Linked DNA regions of Homo sapiens: regions 2, 3 and 4 are each linked to region 1. The links are chromatin contacts, found by Hi-C or POLR2A ChIA-PET in ENCODE. All regions are on one chromosome and are shown on one strand. The core of a region is the stretch at or near the end of the contact, and the rest is flanking DNA. Distances in the headings are between cores, read along the strand shown. Region 1 holds the start of ZBTB14 (zinc finger and BTB domain containing 14). Region 2 holds the start of AFG3L2 (AFG3 like matrix AAA peptidase subunit 2). Region 3 holds the start of FAM210A (family with sequence similarity 210 member A). Region 4 holds the start of IMPA2 (inositol monophosphatase 2).

Evidence for each region. Hi-C counts contacts between places; a loop is a spot of excess contacts on that map. ChIA-PET counts read pairs that join two places held with the same protein, here RNA polymerase II (POLR2A). Pooled maps may share reads with other maps.
Region 2: a loop to region 1 is called in a map of CD8-positive, alpha-beta T cell, with 20 times the contacts of the local background. The contact joins the promoter of AFG3L2 here to the promoter of ZBTB14 in region 1. A Hi-C loop is called at or near these places in 5 of 168 maps with a recorded cell type or tissue (CD4-positive, alpha-beta T cell, CD4-positive, alpha-beta memory T cell, CD8-positive, alpha-beta T cell and 2 more) and 11 of 50 pooled maps. POLR2A ChIA-PET finds 5 or more read pairs at or near these places in 1 of 52 experiments (CD4-positive, alpha-beta memory T cell).
Region 3: a loop to region 1 is called in a map of naive thymus-derived CD4-positive, alpha-beta T cell, with 32 times the contacts of the local background. The contact joins the promoter of FAM210A here to the promoter of ZBTB14 in region 1. A Hi-C loop is called at or near these places in 2 of 168 maps with a recorded cell type or tissue (both naive thymus-derived CD4-positive, alpha-beta T cell) and 14 of 50 pooled maps.
Region 4: a loop to region 1 is called in a map of CD8-positive, alpha-beta T cell, with 17 times the contacts of the local background. The contact joins the promoter of IMPA2 here to the promoter of ZBTB14 in region 1. A Hi-C loop is called at or near these places in 3 of 168 maps with a recorded cell type or tissue (CD8-positive, alpha-beta T cell and naive thymus-derived CD4-positive, alpha-beta T cell) and 14 of 50 pooled maps. POLR2A ChIA-PET finds 5 or more read pairs at or near these places in 1 of 52 experiments (BJ).

What each region holds. Positions count from the first base shown.
Region 1 is chr18:5,293,622-5,298,110 of GRCh38, forward strand. It overlaps ZBTB14 (zinc finger and BTB domain containing 14), which reads right to left and starts at 2,105. Exons shown (of 4, transcript NM_001243702.2): 1 at 2,031-2,105; 2 at 351-380. RefSeq lists enhancers at 688-1,375, 1,376-2,062, 2,751-3,436, 3,154-3,313 and silencers at 1,504-2,443, 2,524-2,943.
Region 2 is chr18:12,375,841-12,380,079 of GRCh38, forward strand. AFG3L2 (AFG3 like matrix AAA peptidase subunit 2) reads right to left here and starts at 1,387. Exons shown (of 17, transcript NM_006796.3): 1 at 1,129-1,387. The coding sequence starts at 1,242. RefSeq lists a silencer at 952-1,851 and enhancers at 1,624-2,155, 2,156-2,685.
Region 3 is chr18:13,724,241-13,728,155 of GRCh38, forward strand. It overlaps FAM210A (family with sequence similarity 210 member A), which reads right to left and starts at 2,318. Exons shown (of 4, transcript NM_152352.4): 1 at 2,089-2,318. It overlaps RNMT (RNA guanine-7 methyltransferase), which reads left to right and starts at 2,433. Exons shown (of 12, transcript NM_003799.3): 1 at 2,433-2,489. RefSeq lists an enhancer at 1,496-2,421.
Region 4 is chr18:11,978,526-11,982,865 of GRCh38, forward strand. IMPA2 (inositol monophosphatase 2) reads left to right here and starts at 2,982. Exons shown (of 8, transcript NM_014214.3): 1 at 2,982-3,240. The coding sequence starts at 3,145. RefSeq lists silencers at 1,905-2,199, 2,040-3,519.

The DNA of each region.
Region 1 (4,489 bases), core at 855-3,354:
TTGTACAGAGATTGATGGCTACACAGATATAGAAAAAAACAAGTGCACCGTGCCCCCTACACCTATCCCATTTCCCGCTGGGTATGTTAGCCCTCTACATTTTTCTCTCGGCTCATACAAACCTATAGAAGTATATACCTTACAAATAAAGCTATAGAAGTACATAAACCCAACAGGTAACATGGGAGGAGAGGGAACAATGATTGCTTTTTCTTTCTGCACCTGTGTGATGTATTAATAGCATACACGTTTGTTTTTAAGATTGTATTTGATAAATCCAGGTGTTTTTACCTCTATCCCTACAATAAGGGTGAAAGAATTTCAGCTTTTTTGTGAGTTTTAACTCTTACCGGAAGAACTCCATCCTGCAGACCCATATCCTGAAAAACAAAAAGTTTCCTCTACTGAACAGTGACCACACAGATAAGTTGTTTGGTGTGGTAGGAGCAAAGGACTGGGCTGTAACAGTCTTACACAAAAACCATGGAACAAGACTCCAACCTGGAGACCAACACCTTGAAACCCATAATAAGCTCCTTCTAAAGAAAAGTGAACACACCGAGCTACCCAGCGTAGAAGCGGGATGTCTCATCTGAAGTTTGAGGTTAGGCAACATTTCCAAAAGATGATTCTGACTTGATCATTCTACGTGTTTCTGCCTCTCTATTCCCTAGAAGCACCCAGGCCTGTAATCATCCAGAGGCTAGGCAGCCCAGCAAAAACCTTACACTGTGACACTTACTACTGTTGTCACTAACTCGTCCTAGGGCTTGTGGGATAAAAGTGCATGGGACCAGAGAGAGGAGTGGCCTTAGACTAGCTATGACAACATATCAATGTGTTGTTGTTGTTTTGGCTAGTGTGTACTTGGCCACTCGCCCCTCTCCCCTCTCTCTCTCAAGATGTATGAGACCTGGAAGAGAGACCATGTGTGTCCAAAGCCGCCTCCTCCCCGCCCCGCCCCCCTTGCCATTGAGATGTCCAATTGCTCAGTTCAGGTGAGTCAAAACTGGAAGACAGCTGTTGCCAGCATCTGTGTAGGCAGGTGTAGGAAAAGACGTAGCCCCAACACCACCTTCATAATAAGGCTGCCCCTTCCTAATTGCTCTCCAAACTGCGGGCGCGCTAAGCCGCGTTACAGTGCAGGGAGCCGGGCTTCCCGCAAAGCCAAAAACTTACATAAGCAGCTGCAGCCGCCTCCCCTGCCCCGGGCAGCCCGACAATGGCGGCTGCACGACTTCCTTGTTGCAAGCTTGCAACTTCGGAGTCGGGAGGAAGCAGGGAGCCAAGCGCAGACCCAAGAAGCCCTCAAGGCGTATCGAGTCCTCCCTCTCAATTTCTTTGGGCCTGGGAGGTGGGGAGTGGAGGAGGCCGTTTGCACTCCTTCCCAGACAAAAGCTCCCAGCCTGGGAGCCAGGTGGTGAAAGGGCCACTTTCCCTTTCATAATCAGACGTCGAGCGCAGGCTTGGGACCGCGGCTCGGAGCGCGCAGGGAGGGACTGCGGCCCGCGGCGGCCCCGGCGGCGCGACGAGCGGGAGCGGGCGTGCGGCCGGCTCCGCAGCCCCGCGCCGCGCCGCGCCCCGCTCCGCCCGCGAGCCCGGAGCTCGCGCCCCGCGCACTCCCCGGCCAGCTCGCGCCGGGCCCTCCCCCGCCCTCCCGCGGCCGGGGGCGGGGGCGGCGCGCGGCCGGCTAACCCAAGCTCCGCGGGCGCACCCGGGAGTGCGTGCGCTGGGTCCCGGCCCCCTCCTCCGCCGGCGGCTGTAGGCGGCGCGGCGGGGCCCGCGGCTCGGAGGGGCGGCGCCCGGCGGGCCGCGCTCCGCGCTGGGTTCGGGCCGTCCCCACCCCCACCGCGGTGCACTGCGGCGGTGCGAGCGGGGGCGGCCATGAACTCGGCCGCCGAGGCTCTGCGAGCGCGCGCGCGGGGCCGCCGCCGCCTGGCCGCTCCCCGAGCCCGCTCGCCGGCCCGCGCGGCCCCCGGGGCGCCCCGGCCCCACGCCCAACCCTGGCCCACGCCCGTCCCCGCTCGCACCGCGCCGCGCCGCTGGCGGCCGCCGCACATCCTGGAGCTGGCTGGTGCCCCAGAGCTCGGCGAGAACGCGCGTCTTCCGGGCCGCCCCGCCAGCCGCCGGCCGCCCCCGCGCCCGCCTTGCGGACGGCCCCAGCCCCTTCCGCACCCTGGCCCGCGCTTACCTGCAGCCTGGCACAGGCACAGACACTGCCGTGGGTTCCCCGCGCTCGCTAGCAAACGCAGGCCGGGACCGGAGGGGCTCGGGGCGCGGGGGCACGGTGGGTGGCAGTGTGTTTTGGATTTTTTTTTGGAGTTTGGGGAGGGGGCGGGGTGGGGGAAATCGTGCACGTCCCTGATGGTAGCAGCCCTCCTCCTGCACGAGCACAGAATGTCTAGCCGGCCGTGAACACCCCCACCGCCCCCCCCTTCCCGTGCATGCGCGGTGCGGGCTGGGGGGAAGGCGCGCCGCCGGCTTGCGCAGGCACGGAACCCGACCGGGTCTCTAAGTGGGCGAGCAAAGAAAGGGTTAATCCGGGCCCTTGCCGACGCTTTCGTTGGAGACTACGGGGCCGCCCCCGGAGGGCCCTGGCCTGCGCACGCGCGCGCACGCGCGCGGCTTGGGGCGCGCGGAGCCCGCGCGCGGGAGAAGGAGTGGGCGGGGCAAGGGCGGGGCTTCGGGAGCCAGGGAACTTAAGCACGAGCGCTGCTCGCGGACACCCGCCCCGCCTCAAGCTCCCTCCCGCCCTGGTTCGTGGGCTTCCGCCCGCGCCCGGCGCCGGCGCAGCGCCGGGGACGCGGGAGCCAGCGCTCCCGTGCGTGTGCATGTGCGTGGGCCAGAGCCTCCCCCGGGCGCGCGCAGGCCGGGCGCTGAGGCTGCGGGGCTCTGCCGCGTCTCGGAGCGGGCGCCCCGGCCACTTTCGCCCTCCGCGCACACCGGCCGACACCGGGAGGCGCGCCCACGGGTCTGCGGTCTTGCCTCTTGCCGCCGGCACATTGAGTTTGTGGGGGAGTGGACGGTGCACAATAAACACTTGCAGAACAAATGGAAAAAGCGACGTCTTCGATTTGTAGTGTAAAGCGCAACCCCAGTTGCCCAGCAGAAAGGGATCACCCATAGGGCTTCGGAGCTAGTAGGTCCGCGCCCGGACACTCCAAGGAAAAGTCCAGGGGCTGGAGGCGGCGACCCGTCTGTGGCAGTCCAGACCCTGGACTCGATTCGGAGAGCTCTGATAACTTGGCTCTGTCCTTAACATCCCTGCTCAGCGCCAGTAATGGCTCCGTTGCTGTTGAACCACGTCGCCTTCCCTCTGACGCGGCGGCTGTGCCTGTGTCTGGCGTCGGGAGCTGGGAAGTCCCTCCCGCTCCCGCGTTTTCTGCTCACCGAGATGCAGGAGGCCGGACAGCAATGCCGCGCCGCCTTAGAGTCGCTCATGTTGCTTTACCTCACACGCGAAGTTTCCCCGAAACGCGTAATTTAATATCTAAAGATTAGAGCAGAAGCTTCCTCTTGGGCTTATTGAAGATGACATAAGATAGTGCTTGCAACAGGCACCTAAGTAAACATTTGGGAAATAATATGATGATTGGATGTGTTAATTTTCTAAAGGAAGTTCTATATGGCCTCAGTTGATTTTGTAATGTTAATTGACTTTGGTTTAACGTTCCCCAAGGCGACTTTATACGCATCTTTTTTGATGTTCACAAAAGCACCCAAGTTACGGCTTATATGGAGGAAATAGGATGGAAGAGACCGGTTGTAGAGTCAGACATATCCAGTTCACATATTGGGTAAATTGTTTAACTTCTCTAAACCTCAGCTGAAGGAGAGCTATGGAAAGCACCTAATAAGGCACTTGTAAGGATTAAGTGAAATAATGCCCAGCTAAGGTATTAGCTCCATGATGGAAAATCACCTGCACCCACAGATAGTGGGTTCCAGTGGCCTGGACAGAACCAGAACCAAGTCTTCTGCCACGAAAGTTCACACTCATCAGACATGATACCGTGTACTCGCTTTATTCTTGTTTGCGTAGCTCTTGAAGTTGCATTTCAATCCTGTGGATGCTGTGTGTTTATAGGGGGATAATAATAGTACTCTGTCATAGGGTTGCGTCACCAAGCAGTAAAGCAGCCACTGCAGTTAGCACAATGTGTGGACACGGCCAGTACTCAAGTCATGGCGCATCTGCTGCTGGCGCTCCCCCTTCTCCCATACCACATATGGGGTTTCCCACTCATTCTGCGTGTATTTTTGGTCTGCCTACTGTGTAAAGACAATCTTTTCGCATATGGCTAGGAAAAGACTTCCCACGTTTCCACTAACCCGATAACATAATTCACAAGAGTTCTAAAGCACTAGAATGCATTTCTCAAGTGACGGTTCCTGACATCCTGGTTTTGTATCAATGAATCCTCTTGTCTCATTTGTTTTATGTTCATGTCACCTGGGCTCTGCCTGGCTGTCCCTTGCTGGTTCACAG
Region 2 (4,239 bases), core at 137-2,636, 7.1 Mb after region 1:
CTTTTTAAAAATCAACCACGGTGCTGTAGTCCCAGATACTCCGGAGGCTGAGGCGGGAGGATCGCTTGAGTTTGGGGCTGCAGTGAGCTGTGTTTGCGCCGCTGCACTCCGGCCTGGGCGAAGAAGCAAAACCCCGTCTCTTAAAAAATAAAAATAAAAATAAAAATCGTAGATCGGAGGGTCTGCTACCCTACCCAAGCTGGTTTCCAACTCCTGGAGTCAAGCGATTCTCCCGCCTCGGCCTCCCTAAGTGCTGGGATCGCAGGCGTGAGCCCCGGCACTAGCCTATCTCCCCTTACAGTGAAGACGTTGAGCTGACTACAAGGGCGCTGGGATAGCAGGAGGCCAAGCCAGGTTCCCGTGGCCGACCCGGGGACCTCAACCACCACCCGTACACCAGTGCAAGGCTGAGGAACCGTGTCACTTAAACAGTGAGAGCGACTATTCGACACGTGAACCTTTCATTGAGACTGATCACGGCCATGGTTCTGTCAACACTCTATCATTATGTCAGAAACACGTATCAGGTCCCGTGTGTGTATCTAGAGGGATGGCTACCAACAGAGAAAGAGCCTCCTGCTGAGAGCAGGCCCTGATATGCAACGAACACAGAGTCCCTGCTATGAAAAGGTGACATTCTTAATAATAATAGCTAATACTGCCAGTCCTGGAATGCCCGCAATGGCCCCATTCAACAGACGGGAACACGGAGACTCGGAGAGGTTAGGCAGCCCGACTCCAAAACCCGTCCTTGCGACTACATCGTGCTCGTGCTGCTGACTCAAAATTACAGACGCCTTCGTTCCGTGCTCCGGGGACACGAAAGCGGGGACAAGGACGGCCACCAAGCCAACATGACCTTCGAGGCTTCAACCGCCCCGGTGAAGCGCGAAAACCCGGCTCTACTGAAGCTGCGCGTTTTCAAAACTTGAATCCCACAGGCAGGGCTGAGCGCGAATCGGCGCTCCCGGGGCCGGCTGAGAGACAGCGCAGGGCGCCCAGGCCCTCGGCAGGGACGGCCCGCGTGCGGCCGGAGGGCGGGGGCCAGTGACCTTGACGTCCGCTCTCCCGAGCCGGAAGTGGGCCCGAGGCAGGGTGGAGGGCGCCGGGCGCCCAGGTAGGACTCACCGTCCGGAGGCAGGGCTGCTCGCCCGGGCCCACGCCGCCAGGCACGAGGAGCTGCTGTAGGCCGCGGGGCCAGCAGCCGCCCCGGCCCCACAGCCGCAAACAGCGGTGCGCCATGGCCGCCGCCGTGGCCCTCTCGGCCCGGGACGCTGCGCAGGCGCGGGCAGGCGACGACTGGCGGCCTCGGGAAGCGGGCTCGGCTCGGGGAAAGGCCGCCAGGCAGCGAAGCGCGCCGGCGGCTCACGGAGGAGCCCAAGCTCTCAACGCGGCGTCTCCTGCCGCCAGCCCCGCCCCGGCGCGCTGACGTCGGCGTCTCCTCTCCGAGGCCCGCCGCGACCTCCGCCAGTGCAGAAGACAGGACCAAATGGGAGGAGCATGGGGGCGGGACCGGAGGCGGGGGCCGACGGAGCAGCGTTGGGGGCGCGGCAGGAGGCGGGGCCGAGAAGGACCCTGGAGGGCAAGGGGGAGCTAGAGGCGGGGACCGGGCCGAGGGAGGACTCGGGAGGGCGAGCGAGAGCTGGGGGCGGGGCTGATGGCGCACGTGGGGGGCGTGGCTGGAGGTGGGGCCGAGGAAGGACTAGGAGAGCGAGCAGGAGCTGGAGGCGGGGCCGACGGAGGGGTGTGGGGGGCGTGGCTGGAGGCGGGGACTAAGGGGAGACGCGTGACTGGGATCCTGGGCTTCCGAGCCTGGGCAGCCGGGTGGGCCAGCCAGTAGGAGCGAGGGGGAAGTAGCGAAGGCCCCAGCGGCGGCAGATGGAAGGACCCTCCGAGCGCCAGCTGAGTCATGGGGTGGTGCTAGGCTCTGGAGACACCGAAGCACACATTCCTGACCCCTGGGAGGGCGATGCGAAGATTCACAAGCAGCAGGGAATGTTGGGGCTGTGCCGTGCAGCCTGCGCTCTAGGAACCCTGTCGGGGAACTGGTTCTCGGAGAGCAAGTCGAGTCTTCCAGGTAGTGGAAACTACACATTGTTTCCTGTACCGTGACAGCGGAGGAAAAAGGAGAGGTCTTTGAACTGAGGTGGGGGACTTGGGGGTTTTTCTGAGACGGGCTCTCGCTCTGTCGCCCAGGCTGGCGACGCTGGACCTCAGGCAAAGGACAGTAATCCTTGAGAGACAGGAGACAAAACCAGGTGAGTCCTGTGATTACCCCAGTGGCAGTAAAACAATAACAAAAAGATATACCAGATACACCATCATACCATGCTCACACAAAAGAAAACTGAGTAGACAAATAGATTTTAGGGCAAGGAAATTCCAAAGAAAATTAATTGCAGGGAAAAGAATATCACTAAGGATGAAGAGGATCGGGTTTCTTTTCCAGAGACAGGGTCTCAGTCTGTCACTTAGGCTGGAATGCCATGGTGCAATCGTAGCTCACTGCAGCCTCTAACTCCTGGGCTCAAGGGATCCTCCTGCCTCAGCCTCCCAAGTAGCTGGGACCACACACGCTCGACCACACTCGACTTTTTTTATTTTGTGTAGAGTTGAAGTCTCACTTTGTTGCCCAGGCTAGTCTCAAACTCCTGGCTTTAAGCAATCCTCCTGACTCAGCCTCCCAAAGTGCTGGGATTACAGATGTGAGCCACCCACATCTGGCCAAGAGAATTATTATTATTATTATTATTATTATTATTATTATTATAAAGGGGTCAGTTCATCAGTAGGACATAACAACCCTAAACATCTTTGTTCCCATTAACAGAAGCTTAAAATACATGGAGCAAAGACTGACAGAACCACAACTTCCAATTATATTTGGAGATTTCAAATCCTTCTTTTGATAATTGACAGAACAATTAGACAGGAAAATAGTAAGTATATAGAAGACTTAAACACAACCAACTAAATCAAATAGACATTTATAGAAAACTACTCATAACAACAGAATACACATTATTTTCAAGTTTTCACAGAGCACTTATCAAAATAAACCATATTGTAGGCCATAAAAATATTAAGAGGAGTCAAGTCATATAAAACATATTTTCTATCCACAATGAAATTAAATTAGAAATCAGTATCAGAAATAGGCTGAGGTGAGAGGATCACTTGAGCCCAAGAGTTCCAGACAAGCCTGGGCAAAACAAAGACCTCGGCTTCAAAAAAGAAAAAACTAGACAGAAAATGAAGTAAAACCAAAGAACAGAAAGAAGATAAAAGTAAAAATCAATAAAATTAAAAACTAAAAGACATAGAGAAATGAATGAAATCAAAGTGTGTTCTTTGAGAAGATCAATAGTCAGAGCAATCAGGAAAAAAGAAAATGACACAAATTGGCCCAGCACGGTGGCTCATGCCTGTAATCCCAACACTTTGGGAGGCCAAGGCAGGCAGATCACCTGAGGTCAGGAGTTTGAGACCAGCAAGCAGGCCAAAAAAAGAAAGAAAAAGAAACAAGGAAGGAAAGAGAGTGAGAGAAAGAAAGGAGAGAGAGAGAGAGAAAGAAAGAGAAAGAAAGTAAGAGAGAGAGAGGCCGGGCAAGGTGGCTCACGCCTGTAATCCCAGCACTTTGGGAGGCTGAGGTGGGCGGATCACGAGTTCAGGAGTTCAATACCAGCCTGGCCAATATGGTGAAACCCCGTCTCTACTAAAAATACAAAAATTAGCTGGGTGTGGTGGCGTGCGCCTGTAGTCCCAGGTACTCAGGAGGCTGAGGCAGAAGCAGAAGAATCGCTTGAACCCAGGAGGCGGAGGTTGCAGTGAGCCAAGATTGTGTCACTGCACTCCAGCCTGGGTGACAGAGCGAGATTCCATCTCAAAAAAAAAAAAAAAAAGGAACAAAGAAACCCCATCTCTACTAAAAAAAAAAAAAATACAAAAATTAGCCGGGCATGGTGGCAAGCACCTGTAGTCCCAGCTATTCGGGAGGCTGAGATAGGAGAATAACTTGAACCTGGGAGTCAGAGATTGCAGTGAGCCAAGATCGCGCCACTGCACTCTAGCCTGGAATGCGAGACTCCATCTCAAAAAAAAAAAAAAAAGACACAAATTACCAATACCAAGAATGAGAAAGTTGACATGACTTCACATTCTACATATATTAAAATGAAAATAGAATATACGCCAATGAATTTGAACAATGAACTATACAAATTCCTTGTGAAATACAAG
Region 3 (3,915 bases), core at 1,068-3,567, 8.4 Mb after region 1:
TATTTGCTAGGCAACGTCCAGTTCTGAGTATGATCTTCTAGCCAGCACTGTTTCATTATTAGCAGAGTCTGGTCAATCAGCCAGACTGCCTGGGTCCAAATCTTGATCCCACTACTTAACAAGCTGCATGATCTTGGCCAAGTTACTTAACCCTCATCTGTAAAACAAACACTCATAACTATACCACTGGGTTCGGTTAGAATTAAACGAGTGCAAATGAATAAAGCACTAACCTTGGCACCTAAAAGGTACTCGAGTATTAGCTATTATTATTTTAATGTCCAGAAAACCAGAGATTACTCAGGCAATAATGAGGGAAAAATAACACCAATGGTAACTTTAAAATCATTTTTATCTGGCTCATTTACTTACATTAACTGCTTTCAAGAATCCTTCCCCTCTATTCTCAAATGAATTTACACAACTTCTAGTTAAGTTTTATAAAAACTGAAAAATGTAATCTCTATATATCCCATCATCGTGGAGTTTTCATAAACACATAGTTAAGAGGCTTTTAATCTAATAACTTTTTTTGTTTTGTTTAGTTTTTTTTGAGACAGTCTCGCTCTGTCGCCCAGGCTAGAGTGCAACGGCGCAATCTCGGCTCACTGCAACCTCCGCCTTCCGGGTTTAAGCGATTCTCCTGCCTCAGCCTCCTGAGTAGCTGGGATTACAGGCACGCGCCACCACGCCTGGCTAATTTTTGTATTTTTAGTAGAGACGGGGTTTCACCATGTTGGCCAGGCTGGTCTCAAACTCCTGACCTCGTGATCCAACCGCCTCGGCCTCCCAACGGCTGGGATTACAGAAGTGAGCCACTGCACCCGGTGTTTAAAAACATTAAAACATGTTTTTAAAAGTCAAAATTACACTCATTTTCTGTAAAATTACAACAGCAATTATCTCAAGAAACTTAAGCATCAGGAACAGGGAATGTAATTGCCTGGTTCTAATGCTTGTATATGCCTATAATGCATTCGATCTGTAAGACCTACACTTTTGCAGTTGTCAATATTCATGTAATGAGATTAATTCTCAACTTACCTCATTTCATATAATAACAAATACAAGCAGTCATCAGAAATTGATGGGTCATCCTTATTTGTGAAAAATAGGCCTCATTCTTGGTTCAAAGTTTGTAACCTCAAATGGGCTAATGCCCACAATTTAGAAGTGATTAGATTGGAAAGCACAACGCTGCAAATGCTGCCTTCCCCAAAGCCAGGTCTATTCATTAATATACCTGTGCCTACTGACAAGAAGGAAGGCTGGTAAAGCACATTTTCAAAGCTGTTTTAAATGGATCAATTTTGGTAAAGAGTAATTCAAGACGGATTGTAAATCTGATCAGTTTTACAACCTTGGAAGGTGGGGACTTGACGCACGACGTTAATATGCACACGCTTCAATAATCTATCCACAGGTAGTTTTGACCCTGATCTCAGGTTGAAAGTCCTCAACTATGGAGCTTTCGAGTTTCAGTACAGTAGGCGCTTTCACTCCCCAGTAGAAATCTGGGGTGATGGCCAAAAAAAGTGTGTTGTCTCCCCCAAACCACACCATGCCAAGTTCAGCCAACGCAGACTAATGCATCCTTAGGTATTTGTCAAGAAGAGGTATAGGCGGTCCCTTTTCTCAGAATCTAACAGGTAAGAATGGCCTCTTGTGGCTTCCCAAACACGGCGGTAAGGACCAGTCTGCCAGTCCCTAATAAGAAATTGCTAATTTTAAAAACCATTCCGAACGCGGGCGCTTCCGGGCCCCTCTTCAACTGGCTTCGGAAGAAGGGGGGAGAACACGGTGAAGGGTTACAGCAAAGGAGGCTGAAAAACAGTCCCAAAGCAAGATTTGCCAGGACACTGGCTCGACCCGGAAGGGCGGGGGGACCTCTCTCGGCCGCCGGGGTCTGTGGGGTCGGCGAGTGTGGACGACCCGTCTGGCAGTCGTACACTGCCACAGCCCGAAGAGCGGCGCACGCGGAGCAGTTGCCGGGTTCGCGCCGCGAGTCAGCTCCCGGACACACGCCCAGGGTTGAAGGTGCCCTCTAGACCCCTCCCGCTGCCCCACAGAGGCCTGGGCCCATGCTACCTCTTAGGACGCTGGAGCCGCCGCCGCCGCTTCCCGCCGCGCAGGCTGGACCACAGCTCCTCGGATGCCACGGCGGTGTCACTCAGCAGAGCAGCCCGACAAAGCGTGGGTCCGCGTGCAGGAACCCGCCGGGCTCAGCCGGACGCTAGCCCCCTGCCGCCCCCGGCCCCGCCAGCCGCGCCCACTAGCAACGTGCTCGCGACCTCCAGTGCCCGCTCAGTGAAGCTTCTGCATGCCGCGCGCGGCACGTCGGGACTCGTAGTTCCGGCGCGGAGGACGTGCGTCGCGGCACTCTCGCCTGACCGTCTCCACGTGACTCTCGCACCTCCGGAAGTGACGTAAGCAGACACGCGTGGCGCGGGCCGCCGTTTCCGCAAACAGAATCGCGTTTGGCTGTGCTGGTGAGTGTGACGGCTGGAACTCCGGCCCTTCCTTTCTTTGTGTTTGTCCCTCGGCCGCCGTGGAGGGGTGGAACTGGCACTCCCACCCCTGACATGGGCTCACTTCGCATTAGCCCTGTGCTTCACTACCCAACGCGTGGGTCTATTGCCTTGTGTCCTCAGTCCCAAGGAAAATGGGAACTCCTTGGGGTGGGCGGGCGCTGTTCCTCCTCCAGACTGGGCGAGCCCGGGTGGGAGAAGCAGCTCGAAGAGCTGCTCCAGCTCGCGCCCCAGGGCCGTGCTGGGGAGGGGCGTGGGGTCCGCAGGTTTGTCTTCAGCGGCGCTTCGGAAACCTGAACCAGAGGTTGAGTAACAGGCCGCGCTAATGACGGAGGGGGTGAACTTGGCTGGAGAAGTCCCTTCTCGCCTCTGTGCGTCCTCTCGGGCCCCGTGGTAGAGGGTCAAGCGGGCGGGTCGGGACTTAGAGCTTATCCCGCTTGGGCTTTATCCCGGCGGCCCTGGCGGCCTGCTCGCTCGTACCCTGAGGAGCTGAAATGACGCAGAGACATAGCTTGCTTCGGAGGTGTGACTGGAAAGCCGGGTCGAAATGTTCGTGTGGTTATTTATCGCGTGTCCATCTCCATGTCAGTCGACCACCTTTCGAAGGTTTCTTGAAGATTCTGAGGGACAGCTCTCTTCCCTATGGAGTGTTTTCATTATTCCACTTTGAGTTTGGTTTGGGTTTTTTTTCCCCCAATTTGTTAAATTGATACATAGAAGTTGCACATATTTGCAGGTGCAGGTGATACTTTGATACATGCATACAATGTGTAACGACTAAATCAGGGCAATTGGGATATTTGTCATCTCAAACATTTATCTTTATGTTGGGAACATTCCAATTTTTCTTTTAGCTATTTTGAACTACACAATAAGTTATTGTTAACTGTGTCCACCCCACTGTACTATCAGGCACTAGATTTTATTTCTTCTGGGGTTTTTTGTACCCATTAACCAATTTCTCTTCTTCATCCCGCTCCTCTTCCTGCTACCCTTCCCAGTCTGTGGTAACCACCAATCCACTCTTTACCTCCATCAGGTCCACATTTTTAGCTCCCACATGAGTAACAACATGATATTGTCTTCATGTGCCTGGCTTATTTCAGTTAACATAATGACATCCGGTTTCATCCATGTTGTTGCAAATGACAGGATTTCATTCTTTTTAATGACTAATATTCCATTGTGTATATATGCTACATTATCTTTATTCATCTGTTGATGAACGCTTAGGTTGATTCCATATCTTGACTATTGTGAATAAACTTGAGACTGCAGATATTTCTTAGATATACTGATTTCCCTTCTTTTGGATCTGTACCCAGATTTGCAAAACTGTTCATCGGACAGGGGATTAACAACCAGAATATAGAAGAAACTCATCTCA
Region 4 (4,340 bases), core at 1,732-4,231, 6.7 Mb after region 1:
GTATTTTTAGTACAGACAGGGTTTCACCATGTTAGCCAGGATGGTCTCCATCTCCTGACGTCGTGATCCGCCTACCTTTGTCTCCTAAAGTGTTGGGATTACAGGCGTGAGCCACCGCGCTTGGCCTATTTTTATTTTTTGAGATAGAGTCTTGCTCGTGTCACCCAGGCTGGAGTGCAGTGGTGCAATCTTGGCTCACTGCTACCTTGGCCTCCAGGGTTCAAGCAATTCTCCTGCCTCAGACTCCTGAGCAGCTGGGACTACAGGCACATGCCACGATGCCTGCCTAATTTTGTTTATTTTTGGTAGAGGATAGGTTTCACCATGTTGCCCAGGCTGGTCTTGAACTCCTGACCTCAGATGATCCTCCTACCTCGGCCTCCCAAAGTTCTGGGATTACAGGCGTGAGCCACCACACCTGGCCGAACAGATATTTATTAAACACCTATTGGGTGCCAAGCGGTATGCTGATTGCTTGAGGCTACCCACACTGGTGCATAAATGACCAGTCTTTAATAATAATAGCAAACACATACGTTCCAAGCACAAGTACATTAACCCATACAATGGTTACAAAGACCACTTTACAGTTGAAGAAACAGGCAAAACCGGTTATTTTTAACTTGCTCAAATCCACACAGTAAGGAAGAAGAGAGGCCAATATTTTAATTTAGGAAACCTGGCTGCTTCAAAGCCTCATGCTGTTAAAAACCACACTACGCTGCCTTAAGATATGTCATTTGGGAAAGAAAGTTAACTCTTTTTCCAGTTGTTTAGATAAGCTGGGATCTATCATGAAAGTTTATCTAAAGATATAACTGAGCTTCCAGATGGGGTGACAGTACCAGGAGCACAGGCAGAGGTGTTCAGAAAGGAGAACTGGGAAGAGGCGGAAGAGACATTTTGCCACTTCTTTGTTTGCTTGGTGTTGGAAGTGACCGCTAATGAAAACCTGTCATGAAAATCAACAAGAGAATGCATTTCTTTTAAAGTAACGCATTCACAGCACAATCTTAAGTGCATTCTGAAGTCCTGCTGTCTTTTTTTTTTTTTTTTTTTTTTTGCGACGGAGTCTCACTCTGTCGCCAGGCTGGAGCGCAGTGGCGCCATCTCGGCTCACTGCAACCTCAGCCTCCCAGGTTCAAGGGATTCTCCTGTCTCAGCCTCCCGAGTAGCTGGGATTACAGACACCTGCCATCACGCCCAACTAATTTTTGTATTTTTAGTAGAGACGGGGTTTCACCTTGTTGGTCAGGCTGGTCTCGATCTCTTGACCTCGTGATCCGCCCGCCTCGGCATCCCAAAGTGCTGGGATTACAGGCGTGAGCCACCGCACCCGGCCTCTGTCTTAAACATCATAAAAACATAAGAACCCAAAAAAGATGGAGGGGAGTGCGCCCTTAGCTGCCCCAAACTGGCGTGGTGGGAGGCAGGGCAATTGGTCTAGTTTTCTGAGCCGTAGGATTAGGGCTCTGGGTGAGGCCAGAGTCCCTAAAGTTGTACCCATATCTGCGTGTTTGTATTTCCTGTTTGTAATTCCTCCTGTTTGTACTTTTTGTCTCTTATACGGTACACTTAAAGTTTCTCCACAAGGTGTTTCAGCATAAAGTACTCAAAAACTAAAAACGTTTAATTTCATTATTAGGTTAAGTGTGTAAAAAATGCCCCATCAAGGTTCTTGTACAAACTCCCATTATTCTCCCAGACTCCGAAGTGGCACTCCAGAATAATTTTACGTGGGTTAGCATCTTTTATAAAACGGGCAGGCAGAGCGGCTTATGAAATTAACCTTGGAAACCACGCGGCCACTCTTTCGGGAAATGCCTCCTATTTATGTTTACATGGGCCAGCAAGAGAATCCAAGGTTGGAAAGGTCATTCCTCACTACAGAGGCTCATCGCAATCACAGTTCCGTCTCCAAATTCGAGTTTTGGGTGTGAAGAGTTTATAAAGTCCAGCCGCTGTCCTCGCAGTGTTTGGGGTTAGCGGAGGGAGAGCTTGTTTGCGACCAAACTTGCCGCGCGGGGCGGCCGCTTGCAGGAACACTGCGGCCTTGTGCGCTCGGCGGTCTGAGCTCCTGCGAGGCCGAGAACGACGCCTAGCGCCCAGCGGCCTCCGCGAACAAAAAGCGACCGGTCGGAAGGTGCTGGCCCAGCCGCCCCTGGCGCTCGAGCCCGAATCCGGCCACAGACCATGAAGGGACGCCCGGCACCACGTGCGCGGGGATCCGCGGACGGGACGCTCCCCGGCACCTCCGGGGCTGGGCCGGCACCGCACGGTCCCACCCAGACAGTAGCTGCCCCGGGCCCCCAAAACAGCCGCTCCTAGCTCCTCCCTCCCAGCTCTGCGGTGGCCCAAGCCGCCCTCCGCGCGCTTGACCCAGAACAGTACGGAGTTCTGCACGAGCCGGGGGTGGGGCCTGTCTCAGCGCGCGGCGGTGGGGCGGGGCTTGGACACGGGCCCGGCTCAACTTGAGGGAGGCGGGGCTCGAGGCTCAGAGGAGTTGGAGCCCGCTCTGCGCGCTGCGGGACGGGGCACGGCGGAGCAGGGTTGGGTCCGCCTCGAGCGGGGAGGGTGATGCTGCACCACAGGGGCGGGGCTGGAGGTAAAGCGCGGAGCGGAGAGGGACCAGGCTCGGCACTGATTTGTGTTCAGGGCTAGCCCAGAGGGGCGGGGCCAGGTACGGGGCGCAGCCGGGAGCGGGAGGGGCGGTGCAGGACGGGGCCGGGCACGGCGCGGGAAGAGGCCAGGAGCAGCAACGGGTGCGGGGCGGGGCCGGGAGCGTCAAGGGGCGGGGAAGAGGGGGGAATGGGCGGGGCCGAGCTCTGCGAGGGGCGAGGTGGGGAATGCAGAGCGGGGCCGGACGCGGGAGCAGGGAGCTGGGCGGGGAGCGGGGCGGGGAGCTGGGCTGGGCTCGGCACGGGGCGGGGCGGAGGGTGGGGAGCGGAAAGCAGGACGCACGGCTCCCGCGGCCCGCTGGCTGCCCTTCCCGCCAGCGCAGGTGTGGGACGGGCGGCGGACTAGGCACAGAGCTGCGGGAGCAGGCACAGGGAGTGTGGAGCCTGGCGGCGGGACGGCGGGATCCGGTGGGAGCCGGAGTCCCGCCGAGGGGGGCTGGAGGTGGAGGGGCCCGGCGAGGCCGCGATGAAGCCGAGCGGCGAGGACCAGGCGGCGCTGGCGGCCGGCCCCTGGGAGGAGTGCTTCCAGGCGGCCGTGCAGCTGGCGCTGCGGGCAGGACAGGTGAGCGCCACGGCTGGGCTCGGAAGTCCGGGCGGAGCAGAAGCGCGTGGGCCTTGGGAGCCGCCTGGAGTGGCGGGGTCCTGGCGCGCAGCCGGCGGGCGCCCAGGGTCCGCACCCGAGGGCGCGGGGCGCGGAGCGGTGAAAGGAGCCTTTGTGCTGGTGTCCTGGACACACCTCCCGCGCCCTTCTCCAACTCCCGGAGCCCTGGCGGCGAGCCCCTCTGCTTTGGAGTTCAGCGGCTAACGTGACCTTTGCGTTTGAGTGAGTGGTCAGAATGTAGAAATCTCTCCAGGGGTAGCGTACGGGGCTGTTGATTTTTAAGGACCTATGAACGGATTCAGCTCGCGGTAGGAAGCCCGGGGCTAAGCCCCAGCCGCGTGGGGATCTGGCTGGGCTGCCGTTTGATTGTCCTGGCTGCAGCATCCTCAACCCAAACTTACTCTGACCCACACCCTGAAAGTGGCTCAGCTCCGCGACGGCCACGGACTCAGAGTTCAGGAGGAACTTGTTACACTGCCCGGAAGGATGAAAACCGAGCCGCAGAGCTACCGAAAACCAGCGAGCAGAGTTTAAAATGGAGTGCAGTTCCTCTCTTCTCTTTTTCATTTTTGTGATTGTTCCTTCCACTTTCCTCAGTACCTTTAGCAGTGCCTGACACACCGACGGTAGTGGTAGGCAAGCGAGTGTTGGTTCTCCCAGGACTGTAAGATGGCTTACTCCATGTTTGTCTCTTAGGATGTGATTGTGGGCCGGGCGCAGTGGCTCACGCCTGTAATCCCAGCACTTTGGGAGGCCGAGGCGGGTGGACCACTTGAGGTCAGGAGTTCGAGACCAGCCTGACCAACATGGTGAAACCCCGTCTCTACTGAAAATACAAAATTAGCTGGGCATGGTGGCGCGTGCCTTAGTTCCAGCTATTTGGGAGGCTGAGGCAGGAGAATCACTTGAACCTGGGAGGCGAAGGTTGCAGTGAGCTGAGATCGCGCCATTGCACACCAGCCTGGGCAACAAGAACAAAACTCCGTCTCAAAAAAAAAAAAAAAAAGTGATTGTTTTCGGGGATTTTAGAGACAGGAGGTGTGCTGAGAGCAGATTGGCCT